2 separate regions of the Mus musculus genome follow, and region 2 is linked to region 1. A link is a loop called in an ENCODE intact Hi-C map of the cell type or tissue named here. Cell type or tissue: left cerebral cortex. All regions are shown on one strand. Links, peaks and the distances in the headings refer to the core of each region. The heading gives the core; the rest is flanking DNA. Region 1 has its middle 64 kb from the start of Gm34983. Region 2 has its middle 38 kb from the start of Gm20110.

The links. A loop is a pair of places that touch in the nucleus more often than their neighbours do. Peaks named below come from ENCODE experiments on the same cell type or tissue, not always from the same donor. Only the 100,000 strongest peaks of a DNase experiment are listed, where the experiment ranks them.
Region 2: a loop joins it to region 1, with 2.4 times the contacts of the local background. A loop is called at or near these places in 2 of 42 quality-filtered maps.

What each region holds. Positions count from the first base shown.
Region 1 is chr10:99,391,611-99,400,270 of GRCm38, reverse strand. No RefSeq gene overlaps it. Among named protein-coding and RNA genes, the nearest start is that of Gm34983, 64 kb to the left of the region's middle. In left cerebral cortex, for the core only: no CTCF peak of the experiment used is centred there; DNase peaks (open chromatin) are centred at 3,470, 6,523, 6,926 and 7,176; H3K27ac peaks cover 2,235 bases.
Region 2 is chr10:99,566,402-99,575,061 of GRCm38, reverse strand. No RefSeq gene overlaps it. Among named protein-coding and RNA genes, the nearest start is that of Gm20110, 38 kb to the left of the region's middle. In left cerebral cortex, for the core only: no CTCF peak of the experiment used is centred there; DNase peaks (open chromatin) are centred at 836, 4,577 and 6,474.

The DNA of each region.
Region 1 (8,660 bases), core at 289-8,288:
TCTAGAGTCCGGAAGCAGCTGAGTTTAATCCAAAGCCTGCACTGAGTCATCAGAACTACACTTTCTTCCATATGAAGCCAGCCAAATCATTTTTATTTTGAGCCTTGAAAGTGAGGTATGAATGTGAGAGAAACAAGATTTTTTTTTTCCTTTTGTGTTTTGTACCTCATTGTGAAATGAACATTCAGTGGTGTAGATTTCTTCCCACCATCAAGGCTAGAAGTTTAACAGAGATAAATCATCAGTTCATACCACCAACTTTAGGATCGTCGATGTCTAGTTATCTGCTTTACGGATTTTTTTTCCTAATTTAATATCTATTAAAAAATGTTTCCTTTTATATCATTGTCGTGATTGCTTTTATGAGCCATCTAAACCGAGCTAAGGATGCCCACATCACTGGTAAAATATCTCTGGGAATATGTTAGGATATTTTCAGATGAGTCTATCCTTTGAATCAGCAAAGGCTAAGCAAAATACATCCTCAACAGGGCAGGCCAGCATCATTCAGTCTACTGAAGGCCTTAATGGAACAAAAAGATACAGGAATGGTGAGTTCACTCTCTACTTGAGCTGAGACCCATCTTCTCCCTGCAGAGGGATCTGCCCTCCAGATTCTTAGGCTCAAGCTTGGACAGGCACTACCACCACTGGCCTTCTCTCTTCCCAAGCCCAAGCCTTTCAAATGAGACTGAGACTCACATCACTGGCATTGTAGTTGTTGGGCCTCTGGAATTGATAGCTTCTGTGGTTCTCCAGCTTACAGATGGTGGATAATAGAACTTCTTGCTTCTATAATCATATGAACTAAGACCTATAATAAATTATCACCGGTGTCAATGAATCCACCTATATCTATATGATTCCTATGGGTTGTATCTCACTGAAGAACCCTGACCAATACTCATCATACTTGATTTTAGGTCCTGTAATGAATAAGCCTAATTCATCTTTCTGGTCGTCTTTTCCTCCTAGGTACAGTTCCATCTGCTTTTCTCTTTTCTTTGGGAAATGCTTATACCTTACACCAGCACATACATCAGGGAGCCATCAATTATAGTAACCGATCCATATATCAGAGGCTGGACCCTCTGGGCAAACTAAAGATGGCACTTCAGGAAAAAGGGCCACCCCTCTCTGATACAAAGGCTTAAGATGCTAATCTGAAAGCATGCAAGAAGAGGTGACCTGGTGAAAAAGTCCTAGCTGCAAACATGTTACGAAGAATGAGGCTAGACAAGAAAGAGGCCTGACATCACTTGGGTCCCTGTGTCCAGTGGCCCTATGTAGAAGAATTTTAATCCAACAGCACGGCTGCTCTGGGACGGGATCAGGGATCACATCCAAACGCTTTCTGTGTCTGTGTGATCCGGCTGGAATGACACATCTTTAATCCCTCTGGCTGGAATACAGACACATCCTTAGTAAACACCTTTAATCACAAACAATCAAGGCAAACTTAGTTTGTGGAATAAGGCAGCTATTTTTGAAAGTGATATCTAATTGAGGGGGCAGACAAAGTGACAAATCAGAGAAAGATTTGACAAAATTAGTCAAAGACAGGATAGTCCCAACTCTCATGAGAAGAGACAGGAAAGACATGCTACTTACCAGAGCAGCTGAGAGAGAAAGGGATGGAGCGAGGTAAGTTGGGGGGCGGGGGGTGAGAAGTTTCTACTGGGACAATTTTACAGAGACAGGTTGTAGGTGAAGACAGAGTGAGCCAGAGAATAAAAAGGAGCCAGAAGATTAGATCAGATTGCCAGAGTTAGTTTGAGGCCAAGCAGAGCAATTTAGTCAGAAGCCAGCTTAAATCAATCAGCTTGGAGAAGAGTTTTAAGCCAAGATGGCTGACTTAAACCAGCCAGCCAGGGTTCAGAAAGAACTAGAAAGAATGGGCTTATTACAACAGTAAGACTCAGACAGGGACAACAATTATATCTGACGATGAAAAGTTGCTTTTAGAACTCTGCAGAGCCAGTTACATTCTCTACTACTCTTTTCTTTCACCTACACAGCTGCAAGTTGCATTTCTGTCACTTGCAATGAAAAGTCATAATTAATATGTTTCATAAAGAATGCCCCATTGAGCTAGTCCATTTTTCTTTTAATGAACAAAGCAGTCACAGAACTTTGACTTACAGTCTGTGCTCCCTGCAAACTATGATGGCACATGGCAGATGCACAGATCTTGTGGGAGTAACCAACCAATGTCTGTTTTGGTTTATGGCCCACTCCATGAGAAGGAGCCCATACCTAACACTGCTTGGGCAGCCAAGCACCTGATACTAGGTAGGCCCGAGACCTACTACAAACCTAAAACCGAATGCAACTGGCCTAAACATAATGTAGTAATAGTCAAAAGTCAATAAAATGATATGCCGCTATATTCATGGATCAGTGTATTATCCAGTCATCATCAGAGAGGATTACTCTGACAGCAGCTGAGAACAGATGCAAAGATACCCCTCAGAACTCAAGGATTCCTTTATAAAAGCAGATGGAAAGAGTGTAAGAGTCAGAGGGGATGGAGGCCACCAGGAGAACAAGGCCTGTGAATCAGTCAGGATGCATATGAACTCACAGAGACTTCAGCAGCAAGCAAGGAGCCTACATAGGTCTGCACCAGGTCCTCTGTGTACATACTATAGCTACTAACATTGTGTTTCTAAGGGACTCCCGACTATAGGAATGAGTAGGTCTCTGACTCTTTTGCCTACACTCGGGACTCTTTTCTTCCTGTTCGGTTGCCATGTTCAACTTCGATATGAAAGGTTTTGCTTTATCTTAGTATATTTTATTTTGTCATGTTTGGTGGTTGTCTCTTAGAAGCCTGTTCTTTTCTACTGAGAATCAGACAGGAAGTGGGTCTGGAAAAGAGGAAAGGTAGGGAGGAAGTGGGAGAAGTAGAGGGAGGGAGGGAGGGAAAATTATAATCAGGATATATTATATGAAAGAGAATCTACTTTCAGTAAAAGTCAGGAATAAATAAGATTAGTTGGGAGAAAATCTGAACCGCTGTCCAAATGAAACTGGGCTTAACACATTTCTTCGATTTCTGAGATTTGGGTCTGGGTACCATCCAGAAGTCACCAGCATTAATGACCTATGGGTCAAGCTCCACATGGTACCATGCTTTATTTTTCTAACTCCTGAATCCAGATGAGGTCACCATGGTGACCTCACTCTGACGTTCCGATGAAAGGAAGTATAGTTCTGAGTGAGTCAATGGAGAGGCGAGTCTCCCTCCTCTAATGCTATTTCCAGGCAGAAGGCTAAGTGGGGGTAAGATTCCAAAGCCAGCTCACCATACACACCAGTAAGCAATGTGTTACTTCTCTGGAAGATCTGCCTGGAGGCCCTAAAGGTGACTCCACAAACACCTCGGCTACTCCCACCAGTGCTCATATTTTCTTGCTGCAATAGCAGCCACTCCCAGCTCTGGTTTGGGTCCAACACACAATGCTGGTCCTCTTTAATACCAGCCTTCTGCAGTGAGCTCACATCCTCCCTCTCTCTTCCTCACCCTCTGACTCATAGCGCTCAGAGCCTTAAGATGTGAAAACTTGTTGGATCAGCTAGACTGGAATTGCCAACCACCAATGGGCCAGCCTTCTGTGAAAGCGAATCTCACTTTCTTTGTTTGTTCCAAGGCTCTGGGTTACTTAACTTGATCATAAAAGGCCCCAGCCCCAGCCCCAGCCCCAGCCCCAACTCATTTTTTCTACCACCAAAAACAAAAGAGTTCTATGTCTTTAAAAGGTAAAGAAAACATGCCTTTCATAAGTCAAGTTTACTCTGGCATCATCTTAAGAAAGACATCATCCGTGTACATTTCAAACTAGTAGCCAGGTCATGGGCTTCTTCCCAGGTACTGTTTTTTAATACAGATTTTTTTTTTTTTGTCTTGGCTATGATTCAAATGGTTTGAAGGAATCCCAGTGCAGAAAGGTAAGAGCTATCAAGAGAGAGAAACTGAGCTGGGGTGGAAATTCATGGTAGATCCCTTTCCTACCATCATTGTTGTTATTTTGTGCCATTTGGTTTTATATTGTATGGGTTTGTTTGAGATGGGGTTTTGCTACATAGCCCAGGTTGGCTTAGTGTTTGCTATGTAGCCCAAGCTATTCTCAAGAAATGGCAATCTTCCTGCTTCAACCTTTCAATTTCTGAGACTATAAGCATATACTACTTGCTATATAACCTGTATATTTATCAAAAAATACTTGTGGGCTTTATCATAAAGTATTTTGCCAGTAGAGAACCAAAAATCTACCAAAAAAAAAAAAATGAAGCTCACATAAGAAAACCATTCGTCACATCCCACAACTTTTCAGAATTTTTCTCACATACCTGTTTTTAGTTTTGTTTTGTTTTGTTTTGTTTTGTTTTGTCTTGTCTTTTAAAAAAAAACTATTAATCTTAGACATCTGGATAAATAAGTACATTATATTGGAGGTTTGTATTTAAAACCAAGTTGGCATTTTATTATCTAAGTCTCCCAGTCCACAGATTAATAAATCAAGCAATTTTTAACCAAGACTAAGGTCAAGCTTATTTTGTTCATGGCCCAGGAACACTGGAGGCCTTGACACTTAACGGGGCATTTTTCATTTTACATGCTGTTTATGAAATTTGGTTTGCTCCCAACACATGAAACTGTGATAACTCTTTTTGAGTTGTTCAAGGAAGAACTGGGAGGTGGGAGGATGGGAAGGGGAGGGAAGAAAATCATAAGTTAAGGGCCAGTTTGGCCTATTTTGAAAGTTATGGAAAACCTGGGCTATATAAGAAGACCTTGTCCAAAAAAGATAAAGGAAGGAAGGCTAGAGAAGAGGAGGAGGAGGAGGAGGGGGTGGGGGAGGAGGAGGGGGAAAGGATTTTCTCTGCAATAAAATTCTGGTCCCCTAGACTTGAGCCTACAGTAATCATCAGTCTATAAAACAAGATGAAATCAAATAAATTAGGCTCAGCTACATTTTACAGCACTGTCTGCCTCGCTGGCCTGAACACTCTGGTTTCAAGTGGTCTTTTTGAGAAAGTAATTATCTGTGACAATATTAGCTTTCAGTTGCATTCCATGAACACTCAAGTTTCTCAGCCCCTTAACTCAACCTTTCAGACAACAGGTTCGCCATCAACAACCCCAGCACTTGTTCACCAAAATAAAATGATAAACAAGGAAACACAATCATATAGCTAGCTCTGTTTGTAGGTTGGTACACTTTTGGAAAATTTATGCCCACAAAATAAAACTGAAAATGTTTGGCAACTGTCAGTCAAAGAGAGACCTGAAAGAACTCACGGTTCTGAGGTACTCGTTAATCCCCTACATGGTCAGTGACTGGAAGTTGAGCCTTGCATTCTGACACAAAAAGAGGCAGGTTGGGTTCTTCAGTCATGCTTAGGCCTCATTTTCAAATTCTCTACCATAACCCTTCCTCAGGTGGTTCATCTATGGCAGTGTTGCTTAGAAAGACAATTCAAAGTTGACAATATAAGATGGGCCAATGAAAGAGGTAGGAAGTTAGGCCCAGATCTTTCTGAGCCCAGAACTCACAAAACCAGTGTTTTGCTGCTGTCTTTCAAAGATGATTTGGGATGGATATTTATGAAAAAATCTCTAGGAACCACCTCAACTGTCACAATGCAGGGTGTAAATGACCATGGAGGGCTCAAATGTGATACCTGGTGACACACTTCCAACTAAGGCTCAGGAAAATTCACAGAGAAAAAAAGCCCAAAAGGTTGAAAGGGGAACAGAATTATTCCTGGTAATAAGGTAAATAAGAACTCTCCCTCTCCCCTCTCCCCTCTCCCTTCTCCCCTCTCCCCCTCCCCCTCTCTCCTCTCTTTCCCTTCTCCCTTCTCCCCTCTCCCCTCTCCCTTCTCTCCTCTCCCTCTCCCTCTCTTTCCCCTCTCCCTTCTCCCCTCTCCCCTTCCCCCTCTTCCTCCTCCTCCCTCTCCCTCCTCCTCCTCCCTCTCTCCTCCTCTCTCCCCTCTCCCCTTCCTCCTCCTCCTCTCTCGTCCTCTCCCCTCTCCCCCTCTCTCCCCATCTCCCCCCTCTCCCCTCTCCCTTTTGATACAAAGTCTTACTACATAGCCCAGGCTGGCCACAGACTTGCTGCATAGCCCAGGCTAGCCTGGAACTTGCATTATGTTCCTATCACCTACTGAATGCTGGGATTGCAGGTGTCCGGCTTCAGCCCCAGCCCCAGGCCCTTCCTGATCATTTGTGGAACCTGTGGTTCTTTTTCAGAAGAGAATTTCTACAGCCAAAGCTTAGTGTTTTACTGAAGATCACAGAACACACCTTAAAAACAAAAACAAAAATCCAACTAGTCTTGAGTCACTGAGCTCTCAATTTTCATTTTCAGATGTAAGCAGCAAGGCGCCCAGTGTTCCTGTCTGCCTCTGGCATGGACTTTTGTATCTGGAGAGTGGGAGCAGCTCCTGTTACAGTAATTCTCACGAACTCACATGTTTTAAATGAAGCCTGGCTGCGAAGGAAGTCAAGGGGAAATGGAGAACTGCCCGTGATTGCTCGTCCCCAGCTCTGCTCGGCTCGCTCCATTCCGCACACAGCTGGCCTGAACAGAAAGCACTCTCCTAAATTTAGCCTCAGATTCATTTGAAAGACTCTTTCATGTCTTATCACCATCTTGTTGGGTAGCTATGTGGGCTTTTAATTTCCTGTTCTAAAATTTTACACCATCCAAAAATTAAATCAAAATGTTTTTATGTTGCTTTAGGACTCTCTCTCTCTCTCTCTCTCTCTCTCTCTCTCTCTCTCTCTCTCTCTCTCTCTCTCATGAGGCTAGCATCTTGCATCCATTCACCAATGTGGCAAAACCAAGAAGGGAAATTAATCTAACCACTACTTATATTTAGCACCCCAAAGGGAGCTCTGTGTTTTCTACGATGACAGAAAAGGCTGTAGTCTCCAGCAAGCACTGTCTTCTGCTCGCACACTTCCTGATGAGAGGGGATTTTTCAAGGGATGGTCTGTCCTTTGAAGAGAAAGAGGATCCTTCTACCCTGGGAGGTGTTAACCTAAATATTTACATGTGGCAATAATTAACAGGGAAATAGTACACAACACTAACAAAGAACAGACTTGTGGCATACCGTCATAACATTGGAGAACCTTGTCTGATGTTGCGCTAAAAAAAAAAAAAGGTGAGTTCCCTCGTCACACTCAAAGCTGATCTTCATATGAGTGCTAGATGAGTCAGTGACTGGAAGGGCCCAAGGGAAGCTTATGCACAACATGACTTAAGCACAACATGCTTGCACACACTCACACATGCACATACACATGTCCAGTGATTGGTATTTAAGATAATGCTCTTTAACAGCTTATTCAATGTCTTTATGCTTCACTAAAGCCATGTTTTGATTTTTGAAATGATTCAGACTGTTAGTAACAACTCCGTTTCCTACAGAACTTGTTATATTTTGTTTTGGTTTTCTTTAATACTTATTTTTCTGTTTTATTATTTATGTGTATGTGCTGTGTTTGTGTGCAGGTTCCTACAAAGCCCAGCAGGGAGTGTCAGATTCCCCGGCGCTGGTGTTACAGGTGTTTGTGAGGAGCCTGATGTGGGTGCTGGGAATTGAACTTGGGTCCTCTGGAAGAGAGCAGTACATGCTTTAAACACTGAGCCACATCTCTAGCCCTTGTTTTGTTTTCTCTAGACAATGTCTTATAGTATGTAGCACTGGCTGTCCTGAAATTTATTGTGTAGACCAGGCTGGCCTCAAAGTCATAGAGACCTGCCTGCCTGTCTCTACAGTGCTAAGATTGACTCCATCTGCCTCTAAGGTACTTTTAAAAGTGGAACCTAAAACCTAAAAGCCTAAAATAGTTCCTTATTTGTTATAAAATCCAAACAGCTCTGAAAGGCAAAATCAAAAGCTACCCACCTGGCATGGCAATATTTTAATTACTTCCTCCAACATTCTACCACGTGAAAGTATCAGATGTCTGGCCGCTAACCTTTTGGCTACAGAAGGTTGTTATACCTCATAACGATGCCACCAAATATATGGTACGTGGACTATCTTAAGGTACAACCCAATATACAAATATACGTGTGCTTTGTTAACCCTTGTAAAAGCCAAGTACAGTCTAAATATCAAAAGACATGTAGTGCTTATAATAAGTTTTGGGTAAAGATATCATTAAATTTTATTTCTTTGAAGATGCATTAAAAGGGGTCACTGGTACAATAAACTTGTGGTTTCACTGACGTTGTTGCTTAAGATGAGGGTAAATTTAAGTAAACTGTGAGTTAAAACTTTTTTTTTTTTTTTTTTGGTGACTCACAGCACAAGAAAGACTAAAACTTACGAAACCTCTTCCACATATTATAAAGGATGTCTGCATGCCCAGGCAGAAAGCCCACCGGCCGCAGAAGACAGGGTATGATGGCTGTGCCTTCCTTTGGGTCTGCCCAGCACCCAGCCTAACTTTTGAATGTTGCCCTCAAGAAGATTTCTCTGGGATGAAATGAATCACTGACAGCTTCCACCTTTACGTCGGCCATACCCATTGCTGCAGAGAAAAAATGAACGACTTCGAAAGTAGTGTTTACAATCCATGAGAAATCACGTATTTGTATAGATGTTTTTCAGCTGATGAGAAGAAGAGAGGAAAC
Region 2 (8,660 bases), core at 190-8,189, 170 kb before region 1:
GCCCTTAGAATTTCCTTCCCTTAAAATATAGCTCAGAAGGGGTCTCTCTAGTGAAGAATTGATGAATAAATGTGTCTTTGCCACATTTAAAAAAAAAAAGGCTGTGAAATGATCAGACTAACAAAACAGGCTAGGCTTGAATGCTGGCCCTGTATCCTTAATCTATGGCCCTAATTCTGGGGATGGAGATACAGATCAGTGACTCAAACCATGCTTAGTATACACAAGGACCTAGATTTAACCCTTGGAACATTTGAACCTAAGTGAATCTATAGTTTCCTATGCCTCCATTTCTCACTGGTAACATAAAGACAATAGGACTTCCTACCTAGTAGGATATTCATGAAGATTAAGTAAGCTAAAACACAGAAATCGCTCTGAGTCTTGGACTCTCCACACTTTAGCTGTCCAAGTCTTTGTTGTAAAGCCAATTACTTTAGAATAGTTATAATTACTTGAAAACTCAAAGAACACCTAATATTGTTTTTAGATGCCCTGTAATTTAAGTAGGTTTGTTTTTTTCCTCCTTTCTGTTTTCTTTTGGGGTGGGAGAAGGGAAAACCTTAAACATAGCTCTGCAAGCACAAAAAGAACACACTTTTATCATCCTATGGGTCACTGAGAGAACAATGTTCCCAGAATGAGGTTGGACTCGCTGAGGAGGGTTTCTGCGGCCCTTTGCTTGGGTTTTCTAGGTCCCGTGCAAAGCATTCTGTTGTATCTGATCACAGCTCAGGCCCAGCTCGAGCGGAAGAACCACCGAGTGATGAGCTGGCTGCCAGGCCCTTTCACTTTAATTGTGGAGCTGGACTAGAAATTACCTAGCAACCACTTGAGTAAATGATAGGGAAAACTTGACAGAGTGGTTTCGCAATCGTAATCAGGCAAACATCTTTACGGTCCCTCTCCTGGCCGTATTTCCGGAGCCCTGTTCATCTGCAAGTCATCAGAATAAGCAGGTCCAATGAAGACTAACAGTGACACAAACACCTCAGAGGGAAGATGCTGAGAAAACACTTGGTCACAAAGACCTTGGGAAAGTAGCCTGCACGTTCGTCGGCGCCTACAAAGACATAGACAGCATTCCATAATGGGATGTCGTGGATGAGAAGTTTTTGTCGTGACACAGAATCAGCATCTTGGACAGATGTAACTGATCCTTAAGAATGCCACTTGAATATTCCTTCTCTTTGCCAGCCACCCAGTGACATGGTTCGGGGTTGGTTCTACCTTGCCCATCTAACTCTCTAAGTGCGTACAGTTGGAAAGTTCTAGGAAGCTGAGCTCAATCCCAGGCACTTCCCTTATAGGCGTGCAGAGACCACAGCATAAACACTTGCGGGAGCAAATTCCAAGTTGCCAAAAGATGATTTAACTACCCCAAATCTATTTACCGAGCAGCAACTAAGTAATGTACATTGGGTTTTGTGCTCAGAGTACAGAATTAAATCAATTTAAGTCCTTGCATTCAATAGCACGTTGCCAGAAGAGACGGCGCTAATGGAAATATAATAAAGCAACATGAAGCCTTTCTGCGTAAGAACGGGGTGCTGTGTGAGTACACAGCTAGCAGTTATAGTACTTAATACTTCTTTCGATATAGCTTTCTGCACATATTGACTTTTCCAAATCTCTTGAGAGCCCTAAAAGAAAACTGGGTGCACAGTGCTTAAGTGACTTACGGTCTTTTGCTATTGCCATCTTAGGACAAATGAGTTACATACTAGGAGAATTAAGGTTTTCTGGAAGGAGACCCAACATGCCATGCTGCTTGAGAAGTGAGTTCGACTCCATTAGACATCACGGAGGAAGAGAACCCCGGGAGAAGAAGGAAGCACACCCCAATATGGACACCATTAACCCTGGCAAGAGTGCTTCAGCAACAGGAATTCTACTTCCGTGTCCTCTTCTACGGCTGTGGAAGCTACAGAGCCAAGAGGTCATCCTCCTTCAGACTACCACTTGTCCTACCACAGACCCCACTTTCTAATCCAGGACCCCAGTAGTTGCCACTTCAGTGGCCTGAGGCCCCATGTGGAATGTCTTAAGACCTCATATTAACCTAGTAGGAGTAAAATGGGGTGCTGTCTACTCATAAAGAATGACCTCTACAGGGATGTGATGCCAACGGCCCCTGGAGGCGCAGGTTCAATACCCACAGACCCACATGCAAATCCTTTTGAGGGGCTGTACAGAGATGGGGTAGAAAGCTAAGGCTGGTGAGTATTCTCTATACTCTCCTAGGTTCTGACACTCTGATACTAAACTCTAGAGTCTACGAATCTCGACTCTAAAGTTAGCTTTAGGAAGCATTTTACAGGTGGCTTGGGTTTTAATCAAAAATAGAGGTTACGTATTTTATTATAAACTCAGGAGTGCAGTACACCTCATTTCAAGCAAGCTGTATCTCTTTTGCATTAATCTGCCTTATTTCTGTCATCTGTAATCCTTCTCTGACCCACCCCCTTCTCTTGTGCCTTCTCTGTTAGCCTCATGGATACACTTTAAGAATTTAGAAATATGAGGTGTGGTCTTTATTTATTCCCAAGCTCTGGGCTTTGCAAATGTTTAGGACTAGATAGAAGGGGATTTGTAACTATTTGTTGGGGAGATTAAAGGTAAACAAAAAAAAGCTGGAAGGTAAAATTTGAAGCAGAGAAAAAGAACATGGCGTTCAGAAGAGCACAGGCGCACCTATGCGAATTGCTAGCCGGCAGGTTGAGTTTGATTGTCAGAGTAATGAAGACCAGAAAGGAGTCCCAGCTGAAGAGCAGATGCTGGGGTTGGAGAACCAATCTGCTCTGCTCGCCAAAGAAATACCACACACACATTTTTTTCTCTCTCATTCCATTTGCTTCTATCTAGAGTTACTGGGGGGGGGGGGGGAGAGAGAGAGAGAGAGAGAGAGAGAGAGAGAGAGAGAGAGAGAGAGAGAGAATATGAAAATGTCTGTTATAGTAATAAGAATCCAAGAGTCCAAGGAGAAAGGCATGTTGCAGATAGAAGAGCCAACATCTAAGGGGAAACCAGCAATTCTGTCACTCTCAACCAGCTTTCTCTTGGGAGAAAAATGAAATCCAAGCTGAGCCAGGAATCTAGGGACATCAGTAGCAGGGCAGGAAAAAGGAGCAGGTAAAATGAGCCTATCAGAACAGGTTACCAGAAAGCTCAGGTAGGTCCTTGCACAAGACACCCAGCATATTTGGAATGAGGCTTGACAACCCCCCCCCACCCCCCGTCTCTGAGTTGTGTAACTCACTGGAGGGGTCAGCAGATGACTCCCAGATGTTAGCTGGCCACTAAGAGGAAGGCTTGTGGCCAGGTGTACAGTTATCAATGGTGGGCTGTCTGTTGATGTACCCTGCAAGGCTTTATCTACTCATAAGTGATTGACATTGGACAAACAGTATTCCACATTTGTAATGTAGAGCTATAGCATACAGCTCTATGGTAGCTATTGATCACATTTTCTCACTAAAAAACAATATAATTACTTCATGGGAAACTATATTATTACGACTTTGTATAGTTTGTTGTGGAGGAGTGGCAGGGAACAGTAGCCAAAACTTCATCTGTACCCTCTATAAACAATACCTTCCATAAACAATAGGTCTTTTCCCATCCTACAGTAGAGTCAGGTCATATGGATTGTCATCTATCAGACTCCCACAGTAAGACTTGAAACTATGAGTCGATGAAGCACGATGATGAGATCAACAGAGATGCAGAACATTACAGGAGCAGCCTCTGAGATGTCCAGAGGCATAGCCGAGACAAGTAGCAGAAATTCTGGGGCAGGCTCTTGGCCCAACTGCCCCAGGAGAATGATCTTGGAGGTAGAAGATGCAGCCCACTCTTTTCCCAAGCACCAACCTGCAGCCTCCCCAACCCCCAGCTTTCCATATCCACTTAAGTCAACCCCCAAGTTCTTCCCTGTAAAATGAACCAGTGAGCCCGCTTCCCCTCCAGTGTCCTGAGTAGTTCTTGCCTCCAAGCGGTGATTGCTGGCAAGTTTAAAACCATGAACTGATGCTACAAGTTATTTGTAAGAGAGCACAGTTTATGCTGGGAAAGTGGTGTCTTCCCCATTTTTAGCTAAAGACACTTCACACAATGCCACCTTTCAACATTGTGACTTCTTGTCAAATCCCCCAGTGTGCTAACTGTTGCAAAGCCACTTGGCTATCAGTTTACTACAGAATGGGGTCTTCAAAGAAAAGAGAACTTTTTTTTTAATCTCTGAAGTCCAGTGATTCCTGATAGGACTGTGAAAAGCAAGGAGGTGAGAGTAAGGATGCTAATTTGATGAGGTAGGGAAGCCTGCATTATGGATGGAAGAGGGATACCAAAGAGCTTAAGTAGTGAGCTTGACAAACCAAGCCGGAGAAGTTAATTCATTGCCCTACCCCCACCTCCGGAGCCTTCCATCCTGGTTACTGATCACACTGAAGTAGAAAGATTCTCCTTCAAAATGTCATTTTGAAAATTAGAAAAACATACACACATATGCAACTACGCAGATGTTCCTATGCCTCCTCCTCCTCCTCTTCCTTCTCCAGTCTCACAGGAAACACATGTCTGTGTTGTCCTAAGTCCAGTTACTAATTAGCATGTTTCAGTAGCACATTGTAGAGAGGATGGAGAGGACTTTAAAGGGATTCCTTCCTTTCAAATGGAGACAGCTGGTCTTAATTACCAAGCAGGAAGAGAATGTGCCAATAGATCCTTGAAAAGCCAGAGTGCAGCAAAATGCCCGGGAGTCTTTGGTGTCTGCTGGAAGGGCTTCTGGCTAAAGGTAGGAAGGAGCTGCTACTATCTACAACTTTACCTTATGCCAGCAAGCAGCTGTCTAGATTCCTCACCCTGCAAGGAGGTGGGAAACTCTGCCCAAGAGCTCAAAAACGCAAAGGTCATTTCACACCATGCGTGCAAATTTCATAAACATGAGGTCAGAGCTGGGAAGTTAAATACATCACCCTCCCTCAAAGATGCACAACTAGATAGAAGCTAGGACCCTTTCCTTTTAAAACCAACACCAAGGACAAATGAACCAAAGTTCATCTTTATAATTAATGCAAGGACGGTTGGTCCACGCATCCTAAATAATTCCTGGAAAAGAAAAATATCTTAGGACTCGTAAGTGTCTCAGGGGGAGGAAAAAAAAACAAACAAACAGAAAAAAACACCACTTTCTTGGCCAAGCTTGGTGACCTACATTCTAGCCTAAAAAGAAGAGAAATGAATATTGCAGCCTGTTCTCTGACTTCCACAGGGGCATTGTGACGTGTACCACCCCTAAACAATCTTTCAAGAAACCTTTTTTTTTTTTAATAAAGGTGTTTTTCTTAAATCGTTTTTATGATAGCTACTATCAGCAAGCATGCACATAGGACCTGTGTTGTGCAGCTTTTATGAATATTTATTACATATAGCAATACTGTGAGAACACTGAGGATCTGCCCCCTAACCACTGCATCAATGGATATCATGGCTCTAGTGAATGAGGCTATAAAGATAAGATAAGCTTAAGATAGCTGAAGGGCTTGCTAGAAGGAGGCTTTATAGAGCTGGATTTGAATATGAGAATGTGCCCACTAGCTGAGCTGAATGCCCCCACCTATGCATCATGAGAACAAATGCGTCCAGTTATGTTTGAATTATAAAATAACCATTTCCTGATTTACTGAAAGCATGATTCCTTCTTTTTTGAGGTTTTTTTTTTCCTCCTTCATTATTTCTATTTTCAGCAATACAAAAACATTTTGAAAAGCAAAGGCAGTGTTCCTCTATTCCAAATATTCAACTTTAAAAGACAAAAATAATAACTTATAATAACTGCGTGATAAATGTAATGACTCAAATACTGGTTGAAAACCCACTTAACACCTACATTCGCTGTCTGGAAAGTTCCAAACTTCATCATTTTTTTAACAAAGCCTAAAAAACTCACTTGGCATTTCTTGATGTCAAAGAAAAAGTAATTTCTCAATCTTTGTTTTTGTTTGTTTGTTTCGTTGGTTGGTTGGGTTTTTGTTTTGTTTTGTTTTTAAGTGAAACACCTAATTTTTGGCAAGAGACTAAGCCCAGATCCTGCTCAGCATGGGCACAATAAAGACATGCTGGTTGACTTCATGAGCACAGAGGGACAGTGTCTGGTTCATAGTAGATGGTTTCTTTATGAATGGGACATTCAACAATAGGTTTGGTTTGGTTTTGACTTGTTTTTTGAATGCAGATCCTGGGAAGCTCTTTAGTGCTTGGAATGATGGCAGAGAGTAAACATTTGCCAATTATATGTGACCAAAGAAGGAAGCAGCATCACGTTTATGTCATGGAGAGGCCTGAAGAGTGACACAGAATGAGCAGCATCAGGTTAGATCATCTCAGCAATGCCTGGAGTTATGTCAAGAGTACAACACTGCCCACTCTGAGATAACGGCAGCTTCCTTCAAGGCTGGCTCCGTGCCTGCTTTCTGTTGCTGGCTCTGTGACAGATTCCGGTTCTTGACGTGTCTCTCTTGCTAGCTTCCTAGCTCCATTTTGCATCTGAACTCTGGCTTATGCTGTTTCCTCTCCCTTCTCTTCCATCTTAGAAGTTTCAGCCATTACTCAAGTCATATGCCAGTCTTACCTCCACTGCATCCATATATTTGAACCAGTATTATCAAAAGTAAGATGGTGCCACTCACTTCTTTACTCGGGGAACTGGTTAATACCAGCCTCTGCAACTCCCAAATCTTCTCTTGTCTCCTCTCCTCAACCTTCATCATATTATCACACCATTGATCCTCCTGCCTCGGCTTCAGCAGTGTTGGTACTGCCATAACTGGCTCCCATATCTTTTCTACTTGCCAGTAGGTGGGGTTTCTGTGCAAACCATCATATTCAATAGAGTCTCCAGTTTGGGGCATTAGGATATCCTCAGTCCCATTGCCTTCAGTTTGTCTGCAATATTGAAAATGACTCTGAAAAAAGTCAGGTTTGGTTAATGATACAAGAAGTTTCAGGATGATTGGTATTGACAGCCAAAACCTGGGATAACATCTGCTTAACTTCGAGAGGTAGATGGAGAGCTGTGTTAATGCAGTTCATGTATAGGGGCCAATTAACGTGGAGGAGTATGAACGTGATGGAGAGAGGCCAAGCACCCATCCTCTAACGTTTTACAAGTCGAGAGCTATTAAACTCTTTAACCTCACTTCCCTCTTTAAAAGATGAAGATAGGAATTGGATCTATCTCATAGAGATTTGTTTGCAAAGATAACACAAGGACACGCAGCAACTGAGACAGAGAAACCTCACCAAAAACCACATGAGATTTATGCTATCACTAAATACTTAAGCAAGAACTCAAATATTTAGAAGCTGCAGTGGACTGTAGCAATGACACATGATGTCTTCAGTAAAAACTAGTTTGTTCCCAGCACTTGGGAGGCAGAGGCAGACAGATTTTCTGAGTTCAAGGCCAGCCTGGTCTACAAAGTGAGTTCCAGGACAGCCAGAGCTACACAGAGAAACCCTGTCTCAAAAAAACCGCAAAGAACAAAAAAACAAAAAAACAACAACAAAAAAAGAAAACTAGTTTGTTCAATTTAGCTTTTACAAACACATAGTCACTTAAATTACTTAATATTCAACTACATGTGGTTGAAATTTGACCCTTATATCCCACTCTATAAAAAATGTATGTATCGGCTATAAAATAAGAGAAAATAAAAGCTTGAACAGGTCAAAACAAACAAATGAACATGGGAAAAAGAGCCCAAAGAAAAGGCACAAAATGCCCAGACAAGGCATTATGGGAAAACAAACAAACAAAAACAACAACTCTAAAACCAACTTTGAGTTCATCTTGTATTGACCATACACTGCTGGACATGGAGTCTGCTCTGGAGTGTGGTTTGTATTGGAGAAAACTAATTTTTCTTTTGTGCTTGGTTATTAATTGAAAATCATTTCTGGATGAGGACATATGTATCCTTCTCTCAGGACTGGACTCCATCTTACTTGGGCCTGTGCAGGTCCTGTGCATGCTGTTACAGTCAATGTGAGCTCATATGAGTGCCTAAAAGACTATGTTTCCTTGGTGTCTTCCATTCCCGTTGGCTTTTATTATCTTTCCGCCTCTTCTTCTGCAGGGTTCCTGAGCCGGGAGGAGAGCAATTTGATGGAGGTATCCCATTTAAAGACAGTGTTCCAAAGTTTCTCAGATAAAAGACTTAAATGTTAAGTCAGAACTACCACAAGAATATAGGAAGATCGCCACATCTGCATAAGCAGCCTCTCTTTCAAAGGACAGACATCCACCATGCAGGACACTGACATAAAAACAGACAAACAATATGGTACCAAAGGAAAAAGTGTTTTCCCAGCAAAGGAAATAGCCAGCAGAATATAGAGGCAACAGAGAAATAGGCAAAAATACAAACTATGCGTCTAATACATATTTTAGCACCGTATTCACTGTCCAAACATTGTAAGATATAAAGAAATTTTAAACCAACAATTCACAAATAATCAAACTTGAAAATAGGCTAAGGCCAATACATTTCAAAAGAGTAAATTCAAGTGAATAACAGGTTTGGAAGAAAATGTTCAGCTATCTGTGGGGGAGATGTAGGTCAAGACCACAGAAAGACATTCTGCTAATTGTAATGGCT